2 separate regions of the Homo sapiens genome follow, and region 2 is linked to region 1. A link is an interaction called in ENCODE POLR2A ChIA-PET data of the cell type or tissue named here. Cell type or tissue: K562. All regions are shown on one strand. Region 1 overlaps GON4L (gon-4 like). Region 2 overlaps GON4L (gon-4 like).

Region 1 (5,000 bases):
ACTAACAACCCAGAGACACTATTCCCCATTTCCTGATTGATTTGAAAAGGTAAAGGGAGAGGAGAGTGAAAGAGAAAGTAAATCAGTTAAAGAACACCACATCGGCCAGGCGTGGTGGCTCACGCCTATAATCCCAGCAGTCTGGGAGGCCGAGGCGGGGGGATCACGAGGTCAGGAGTTCAAGACCAACCTGGCCAATGTGGTGAAACCCTGTCTCTACTAAAAATACAAAAATTAGCTGGGTGTGGTGGCAGGCACCTGTCATCCCAGCTACTCGGGAGGCTGAAAGCAGGAGAATCGCTTGAACCCGGGAGGCGAGGTTGCAGTGAGCCGAGATTGTGCCACTGCACTCCACCCTGGGTGACAGAGCAAGATGTCGTCTCAAAAAAAAAAAAAAAAAACGAAAACAAAACACACATTGAGGGGGAACAAAGGGGACACTCATCTTTTCGTGGAGGCCAAATGGTGCCAGTCAGTCTTTGGGTTCAAGCAATTCTCATGCCTCAGCCTCCCAAGTACCTGGGACTACAGGCGTGCACCACCATGGCTGGCTAATTTTTTGTATTTTTAGTAGAGCCGGGGTTTTGCTCTGTTGCCCAGGCTAGTATCGAACTCCTGAGCTCAGGCAATCCACCTGCCTTGGCCTCCCAAAGTGCTAGGATTACAGGCGTGAGCCACGGTGCTCAACCCAATCAGTCTTAATTTAGGGTCTGGCTAAAGGTCTCCCTCAGTTCCTTTTGGCTTATTATTGGTCTCTTCATGGTCACCAAGGAATGACGCAGGTGAACCCCAAATTGGGGCTCAGCCCAGGAGCATTCTTGGCTTCGCACTGGAAGGAATCATGAATGGGCCAACAGTGAATTGAAAGTAAGTTTATTAGAGCAACAGAGGAAGGGAAATGGCTGCTCTGTAAGAGAAGCAGCCGCAGCAGCAGACCTGCGGATTGCTGGCTAGCTGTATGTATACAAAGACAACATGGAAAAAAAATGAAACGGTGCCAAATGCCAAAATACCCAGAGTATCCAGGCATCAGCCCATGAGGGTCCCCATACCAAATGACGAAAATCCCAGAGCACCTAGGGGGTGGCCAACAGTGACCCTCAAAAGCATGAGACCTGTATAGCCATATATATATGGGTATACTTTGATTATATGCTAAAATAAGGGGCAGATTTTTTTTTTTTTTTAATTGATCATTCTTGGGTGTTTCTCGCAGAGGGGGATTTGGCAGGGTCATAGGACAATAGTGGAGGGAAGGTCAGCAGATAAACAAGTGAACAAAGGTCTCTGGTTTTCCTAGGCAGAGGACCCTGCGGCCTTCCGCAGTGTTTGTGTCCCTGGGTCCTTGAGATTAGGGAGTGGTGATGACTTAACGAGCATGCTGCCTTCAAGCATCTGTTTAACAAAGCACATCTTGCACCGCCCTTAATCCATTTAACCCTGAGTGGACACAGCACATGTTTCAGAGAGCACAGGGTTGGGGGTAAGGTCACAGATCAACAGGATAAGAATTTTTCTTAGTACAGAACAAAATGAAAAGTCTCCCATGTCTACCTATTTCTACACAGACACGGCAACCATCCAATTTCTCAATCTTTTCCCCACCTTTCCCCCCTTTGTATTACACAAAACCGCCATTGTCATCATGGCCCGTTCTCAATGAGCTGTTGGGTACACCTCCCAGACGGGGTGGTGGCCGGGCAGAGGGGCTCCTCACTTCCCAGTAGGGGCGGCTGGGCAGAGGCGCCCCTCACCTCCCGGACGGGGCGGCTGGCTGGGCAGAGGGGCTCCTCACTTCCCAGTAGGGGCAGCTGGGCAGAGGCGAAGGGGCGGATTTTTAATGGATTTTCTGGAAAAGGGGCGAGGACTTCCCGGAACTGAGAGTCCCTCCCCTTTTAAACCATATAAGGTAACATCTGGGGGTTGCCATGGCATTTGTAAACTGTCATGGTGCTGGTAGGAGGTTCTTTTAGCATGCAGATAAAAGGAGGGCAACAGGAGGTGGCTTTCATCACCATCTTGCTTTTAGCTGGTTTTGGCCAGTTTCTTTGATCAGCTCCTGTTTTGTTCAGCGGGGTCTTTCGAACAGTGCTTGGAAAACAAGTCCTGCTGATCTCCTACCTCAAATGGAATGTGAGGTGACAATAGGGCCAGCAAGCAAAAATAGAAATCTGAGATTGAAGTTTAGTAAGAGGCAAGGACTAGAAATGTTCAGTGTTAGTCATGGTTCTTCTCCATGGAAACAGACATGGAGGGGGAAGAGCAGTGGATTGAAGACAACCTTGCCTTGAGGAAGAAGATAACAGAGAAGGAACAACTGGAGAAGTAATAGTAAAAGTGAAAAGAGGAAGGAGAGCTTTAAGAACAAGGTACTTTAAAATGTAAATTTAAAATTTAGTAGCAAAGGAGGGATAAGGATAATACCTGAGAAAAAGGTTACATTTGAAGATTGATGATCTTGGAGAGTAGATTCAGGAGTTTGTTGGGGAAAGGACATTATATGAAGCAGTTAAAGAGGAAGGAATGGGGCTGGGAACAGTGGCTCACACCTGTAATCCCAACACTTTGGAAGGCCAAGGTGTGAGGATCTTGTGGCCAGGAGTTCAAGAACAGCCTGGGCAAGATAGCTAGGTTCCATCTCTACAGAAAATTTTAAAAATTAGCCAAGTGTGGTAGTGCATCCCTGTAGTCCTAGCTACTCAGGAGTAGCTAGGGGGATAGCTTGAGCCCAGGAGTTCAAGGTTGCAGTGAGCTCTGATCGCACCACTGCATTGCAACCTGGGTGACAGAGCAAGACCTTGTCTGTAAAAAAAAGAAAAAGGAGGAGGAATGAAACCCCAGAGATTTTTCTTTCTTTCCTCTCCCCCATCCCCCTCCTCCCCTCCTCCCTTCCTCCCCTCCTCCTCTCCTCCCCTCTCCTCCCCACTCTCCTCTTCCCTCTTATCCCCTTCCCTCACCTCCCCTCCCCTTCCTTCCCTTTTTTTTTTTTTTTTTTTTTTTTTTTGGAGACAGAGTCTCGCTTTGTTGACCAGGCTGGAGTGCAGTGGTGTGATCTCGGCTCACTGCAAGCTCCACCTCCCGGGTTCACGCCATTCTTCTGCCTCAGCCTCCCGAGTAGCTGGGACTACAGGCACCTGCCATCATGCCTGGCTAATTTTTTGTATTTTTAGTAGAGATGGGGTTTCCCCGTAGCCAGGATGGTCTTGATCTCCTGACCTTGTGATCTGCCCGCCTCGGCCTCCCAAAATGCTGGGATCACAGGTGTGAGCCACCATGCCTGGCCTTCCTTCCTTTTTTTGCAGTGGGAGAATGGGTGAGAAATAGCTAGAGAAGGCAGCGAGATTATTGCATATTTTTTCAAGATAAGTTGTCAGAAGGAACTGGAGGAAATTATAAGATTAAAATGCTAGAGAAGGAATGGATAAATAACTATGGGTTCATAGTCACTCAGTTATTGATAAGTGTAATTAAGAGATTTTAAAAATCAGTTCACAGATATCCGGATTTAAATAAACATTTATTGTTTAGTATTATCTGTGATATCACTCCCCTTCATTAATCTGGAGAACTGAAAATTGATTATACTACTTTGCACTTTAATTAGTTGTATATACAAGTAATAGCAATAAAAGTACACTATGAGTGTCTCTCCAGAATTTTTCTTCAAGTAACTTTTTTTTTTTTTTTTTTTGCCAATCAGATAATGTAACACAAAACAGAGAGGAAGAAAGAAAGATTGACAATTCACATATATCTACTTTGGAAAATATTGAAAACTTTAAAGGAGAAAATAAAAATCACCCGTAGCCCTGCTGTTTAGTATGTGTTTTTGTTGTTTTACTTTCTTTTAAGTAACATTTTAGTTTTCTGATTATGAAAGCAGCAGCATCATATACACTGTAGAAAAAATGAAAATACATAGAAAGATAGTTGGATTATTTTCAAGTATTGACATTTTGTTACAATTGATACCTTTTTGTTGTTGTTATTGTTTGTTTGTTTGTTTGTTTTTGAGACAGAGTCTCGCTCTGTCACCCAGGCTGGAGTGCAGTGGCATGATCTTGGCTCACCACAACCTCCACTTCCTAGGTTCAAGCAATTCTCCTGCCTCAGCCTCCCGAGTAGCTGGGATTACAGGCGCCTGCCACCACACCTGGCTAATTTTTGTATTTTCAGTAGAGGTGGGGTTTCCCCATGTTGGTCAGGCTGGTCTTGAACTCCTGACCTTGTGATCCACCTGCCTCGGCCTCCCAAAGTGCTGGGATTACGGTGTGAGCCACTGCGCTAGGCGCACCTTGCCGGGCAATACATTGTTAAATCATGTTTCTTTTTTCTTTTTTTTTCTTTCTTTTTTTTTTTTTTTTTTTTTTTGAGACGGAGTCTTGCTTTGTTGCCCAGGTTGGAGTGGAGTGTAGTGGCGTGATCTTAGCTCACTGCAACCTCCACCTCCCGGGCTCAGGTGATTCTCTTGCCTCAGCCTCCCGAGTAGCTGGGATTACAGGCATGTGCCACTGCGCCTGGCTAAGTTTTGTATTTTTAGTAGAGATAGGGTTTCGCCATGTTGGCCAGGCTGGTCTTGAACTCCTGATCTCAAGTGATCCACCCACCTCGGCCTTCCAAAGTGTTGGGATTACAGGCTGGAGTGCAGTGGTGTGATTTCGGCTCACTGCAAGCTCCGCCTCCTGGGTTTGCATTGTCCAGCCTAAATCATGTTTCTTGACTGCAGGTATTAGTGTTTAAACCTTTTCTTTATTTATTTTTTTTAAAGAGATGAGGTCTCACCCTGTCATCCAGGCTATAGTCCAGTGGTACGATCATAGCTCACTGCAGCTTCTAACTCCTGGGCTGAACTGATCCTACCAAGTAACTGGCACTATAGGCAGGAGCCACATCATCCAGCTAAAAAAAGCTGCGACTACAGACCTGCACCACCACACCCAGCTTTTTTTTTTTTTGACTTTTTGCAGACACAAGGTCTCTATAAGTTGCCCAGCATAGAA
Region 2 (5,000 bases), 79 kb after region 1:
GAAAAAGGCAAGGACTTTTCAGGCTCACCCAAAGCATAAAGCACTGGGATAGGGAGGGATTGCTACCTGAAACCGGAGCCTGTCTGATCTTCACAGGCTCAGGAATGCCATGGATGTGCTGGAAGGGATGTTCAGCGAAGGAGGTTCTGGGACCTGGGAGGGGCCTTACCTCCTTGCTCTGCTTGGAATAGTGCCCTAGCTGGAGATCAGTAGGGTGGAGTGGAGAGTGGAATCATTAGGAATCAAATCCAGTATTAGTACCCTTCCCCTATAGGCAGCTAAGGAGGAAGAGAAAGTTTTAGTATTCTTTGTTACCAGGCAGAGTCTCTGTGTGTTTCCCAGTTGACTGGGAAAGCAGAACATGGAAGTATGTGGGATTGATTGGGAAGGGCAGCCTAGAGAGGCTCTGGAGACTTCCTCTTTCCCTCTGTGACTCTCCTCAGCTCAAGACACAGATGTGGCAGCTCCTCAAGGGCCACGACCACCTGCAGGATGAGTTTTCTATCTTCTTTGACCACTTGCGCCCAGCAGCTAGCCGGATGGGTGACTTTGAAGAGATCAATTGGACTGAGGAAAAGGAGTATGAGGTATAGGACCTAAGGCTGCTGTAGCCTTATGAAGGGGGAAGGCCACACGTGGGAGGGATATTGGCCTGGTGTCTGTGCTCAGCAGCACCAACTCCTTCTCAGTTTGATGGCTTTGAAGAAGTGGCCCTGCCTGATGTGGAAGAAGAGGAGGAGCCTCCCAAGATACCCACAGCCTCAAAGAACAAGAGGAAAAAAGAGATCGGGGTCCAAAATCATGATAAGGTATTTTCTTTGTTTATTTGTTTGTTTTTGAGACAGAATCTCGCTCTGTCACCCAAACTAGAGTGCAGTGGCGTAATCTTGGCTCACTGCAACCTCCACCTCCCAGATTCAAGCGATTCTCCCACCTCAGCCTCTCAAGTAGCTGGAATTACAGACAGGCGCCAGCCACCACGCCCAGCAAATTTTTGTATTTTTAGTAGAGATGGATTTTCACTATGTTGGCCAGGCTGGTCTCGAACTCCTTACCTCAAGTGATCCACCCGCCTCGGCCTCCCAAAGTGCTGGGATTACAAGTGTGAGCCACTACGCCTGGCCTAAAATCATGATAAGGTATGCCAAGTTATTGAAAATTATCTATGTTTCATGAATCAAGCCTTGCGTTTTCTCACTGAACATTTCTGTGGCTTACTATGGCCCAAGGTTTCTAGTTCAAAGGCTCTAGGATCTGAGACGATCACGGAGAACAAACCAAAGGTCAGGCTGATACAGACATGCAGAGCCTTTGGGAAAACTGCAGTTGTTGCAGGGGCCCCAGGATTCCCTAGTTAGAAGGATTTGTTTCTTCCCCTTTTCTGTCTAGCTCAGAGTTATTACCCTTAATTCAACTTTTTTCATTTTTGCTCATGTGAGAAAATAGAGCCAATTGAGGATGAGCTTGTTATTAAAAAAATAAAATAGAACCAAGATTCCCCATATTAATAATAATGATAGCAGCTAATACTTAGTTGTATTACAAAGTGTCAGGCATTCTGGGAAGTATTTTAATGGATTATTGACACATTTAATTCTCACAGTAATCCTATGGAGAGATTGCTCTTGTTTGCATTTTACAGAAGACATAACTGAAGTGCAGAGAGGCTGTTGTCAGGGTCTCATATTTAGTAAGTGGTGGTGCTAGGATATGAACTCCTCAGGTAAGCCATCTGTGGAGTCTACTGGTTGTCACTGCTCTTCAAGCAGTATTTTTTTTTTTTTTTTTTAATTCGTGTTTCCTGACCAAGCGTTTTTTCTCTTTTCTGGGGAGAAACTGCTTCTTAGTAGCTGTATGACCTTGGGAAACGTATTTAACCTCTCTTTGTTTCAGTTTCTTCATCATAAATTGGGATGATAATGGTACTTACTTACGTCTTGGGTTTATTAAACAGTGTCACTGAGTAGGCTTTCCATGGGTACAAAGTTCTCTCTGAAGGGGATTGGAAGAGATGGGAGAGCTGAAGTCACAGAGAGACAGAAACAAAGACATTATATCTCATGATGGAGCTCTCCAGTGATTTTGCCTCAGATTATGTCTGACTTAAATATTTCTTGAAACATCTGGGGCAATTGGGATATGTCAGTCTTTAGGTCATTTAGGGATTGTTTCAGGGATTCATAATAGGCCTTAATCTAGTTTGGGCTATTGATTTCCCCAGGCGATGTGAGGAGTTGATACATAAAAGAGGATGGGGTCCGGGCGTGGTGGCTCATGCCTGTAATCCCAGCATTTTGGGAGGTCGAGGTGGGTGGATCACTTGAGGACAGGAGTTCAAGACCAGCCAGAGTAACATTGCGAATTCCTATCTCTACTAAAAATACAAAAATTAGCCATAGGCTAGGTGCTGTGGCTTACACCTCTAATGCCAGCACTTTGCAAGGCCAAGGCGGGCGGATTACTTCAGGTCAGGAGTTCGAAACCAGCCTGGTCAACATGGCGAAATCCCATCTCACTGAAAATACAAAAAAAATTAGGCTTAGTGGCATGCGCCTGTAATCCCAGCTACTTGGGAGGCTGAGACATGGGAATCGCTTGATCCCGGGGAGTGGAAGTTGCGCTAAGCTGAGATCACGCCACTGCACTCCAGCCTGGGAGAAAGAGCGAGACTCCATCTCAAAAAAAAAAAAAAAAAAAAATTAGCTAGGCGTGGTGGTGCGCAGTCCCAGCTACTTGGGAGGCTGAGGTGGGAAAATCACTTGAGCCCAGGAGGCAGAGGTTGCAGTGAGCCATGAATGTGACACTGCACTCTAGCCTGGGTGACAGAGCCAGACCTTATCTCAAAAAAAAAAAAAAAAAAAAAGCATGGGGAGAGGGTGGGCTGTGTTGTGTTCATATGGCTCACAACTTTAGCTTCCTCTCTTGGTACCAAAAATACGGCCAGGCACAGTGGCTCATGCCTGTAATCCTAGCACTTTGGGACGCTGAGGGAGGGCAGATCAAGAGGTCAGGAGTTCGAGACCAGCCTGACCAACATGGTGAAACCCTGTCTCTACTAAAAATACAAAAATTAGCTGGGTGTGGTGGCGCATACCTGTAATCCCAGTTACTCAGGAGCCTGAGGCAGGAGAATCCCTTGAACCTGGGAGGCAGAGGTTGCGGTGAGCTGACATCGTGCCACTGCAACCCAGCCTGGGCCACAGAGCGAGACTCTGTCTCAAAAAAAAAAAAAAAAAAAAAAACAACTTGGCAGCTAATCAAGCCCAAGTATCTCCTAGGAGACTGAATGGCCAGATGGGGCCAAGGACTGTGCCTGCTCCTGCCATGAAGGAGGTCCAGATTCCAAGCTGAAGAAGAGCAAAAGGCGGAGCTGTAGCCACTGTAGCAGCAAGGTGAGGAAAGTATCAAGGGTCCCGAGGGTATCAGAGCTGCTGGGGGATTGTTTGCTACCAAGAATTGTACCTTACTGAATTCCTAAAAAGGCACATATATAAATAACATTCAGTATACACATATGTGTACATATGCAAAATAAATGGAATCTGCTAGAAATACGTGATAGATTTTGTTTTTTAAAGAGAATTCTGTGAGTAAAGCTTTTGGAATTGGAAAAACAAAATACCAGTTAAAATATTTCCCTCAGATATTAGAAAATGAAATAAACCTCTGTCGTGAAAATAGTCTCTACAAGTAATCCTGGTTCTCTAGAATGGAGTTGGTTGGCAGGAAAAACACAGTTCTTGGTGAGAGAAGGAGTTGTGGAATCCAATACTCTATTCGGGGCCATTTAAAATCCTTGGAGCAGGGAGGCAGAGGTTGCAGTGAGCCATGATGATACCACTGAGCTCCAGCCTGGGTGACAGAGTGAGACCGTGTTTAAAAAAAAAAAAAATCAAATCCTTGGAGGAATAGCTGGGCAACAGGGCACTCAGGAGGCTCAGGTGGGAGGATCACTTGAGCCCAGGAGTCTGAGGCTATAGTGTACCACCATGGTCATGCCTGTGTAAACAGCCACTGCACTCCAGCCTGGGCAAGATAATCTGTGTCATCTGAGACCCTGTCTCTGTCTATCTTTTCTTTTTGTTTGTCATTTGAGACAGAGTCTCACTATGTTACCCAGGCTGATCTTGAACCCTTAGGCTCAAGTGATGCTCACACCTTAGCCTCCCAAGTAACTAGGTTTATAGGCATGTACCACTGCACCCAGTTGAAACTCTGTCAACAAAATTGTTGGAGCAGACATGCATGTGGGTTGACTTGATGAGCATCAGGCAGGGCTTCTTCCTTTGGTGGGCCCCAACCAAAGACATAGGCAGTCAGAACACCTTTGACCCGGAAGACCATCCCTGCAGGTCTGTGACAGCAAATCCTACAAGAGCAAGGAGCCCCATGAGTTGGTGGGCAGCAGCCCCCACCGAGAGGCTAGTCCTATGCCTGGTGCTAAGGAAGCTGGGCAGGGCAAGGATATGATGGAAGAGGAAGCCCCAGAGGAGCGGGAGAGCACTGAGGCCACCCAGAGCAGGACTGTCAGGACCACCAGAAAGGGAGAGATGCCTGTTTCAGGTGAGTGATTTGCCAACGCAGCCCTTCTGTTCCTCAGTCTCGTTATCCTGTACTCCAGACAGGAACCTCCATGAGCCTGGATAAATAGCCTTTTCAGGGATGGATATACCACCTCTTTCACTGATGGACCCATAGGAAGCCCTTCTGCTGTTCAGGCTTTTTCTATCATATGGCCTCACTCCTCTTGCAGAATTAAGAATGCCACAAATTTCATGCAATTCAACATTGTCTTGTGTTTTATTCCAAAAACCCTTCCCCCTGTCTCCAAATCTAGTGTAATCTACATCCTAAAGACTGGGCCGTTCTCAGCTTTGGCAGTAGGACTTTATATCTTTGCATAAGTGACATTATGCCCCCCACCTCCACCCAACTCTTTTATTATTTATATTTTCTTGTAGAGATGGAGTCTCACCATATTGCCCAGGCTAGTCTCAAAC

Evidence for each region. ChIA-PET counts read pairs that join two places held together with the same protein. Peaks named below come from ENCODE experiments on the same cell type or tissue, not always from the same donor. Only the 100,000 strongest peaks of a DNase experiment are listed, where the experiment ranks them.
Region 2: POLR2A ChIA-PET joins it to region 1 with 5 read pairs; 3 of 35 experiments call an interaction of 5 or more read pairs at or near these places.

Annotation. Positions count from the first base shown.
Region 1 is chr1:155,831,651-155,836,650 of GRCh38, reverse strand. The region is part of intron 2 of GON4L (gon-4 like); the gene reads left to right. Among named protein-coding and RNA genes, the nearest start is that of GON4L, 23 kb to the left of the region's middle. RefSeq lists a silencer at 2,019-2,313. In K562, no CTCF peak of the experiment used is centred here; DNase peaks (open chromatin) are centred at 1,940 and 2,250; H3K4me3 peaks cover 1,400 bases.
Region 2 is chr1:155,752,767-155,757,766 of GRCh38, reverse strand. It overlaps GON4L (gon-4 like), which reads left to right. Exons shown (of 32, transcript NM_001282860.2): 26 at 444-587; 27 at 690-809; 28 at 3,279-3,392; 29 at 4,353-4,563. Among named protein-coding and RNA genes, the nearest start is that of DAP3, 66 kb to the right of the region's middle. In K562, no CTCF peak of the experiment used is centred here; no DNase peak of the experiment used is centred here.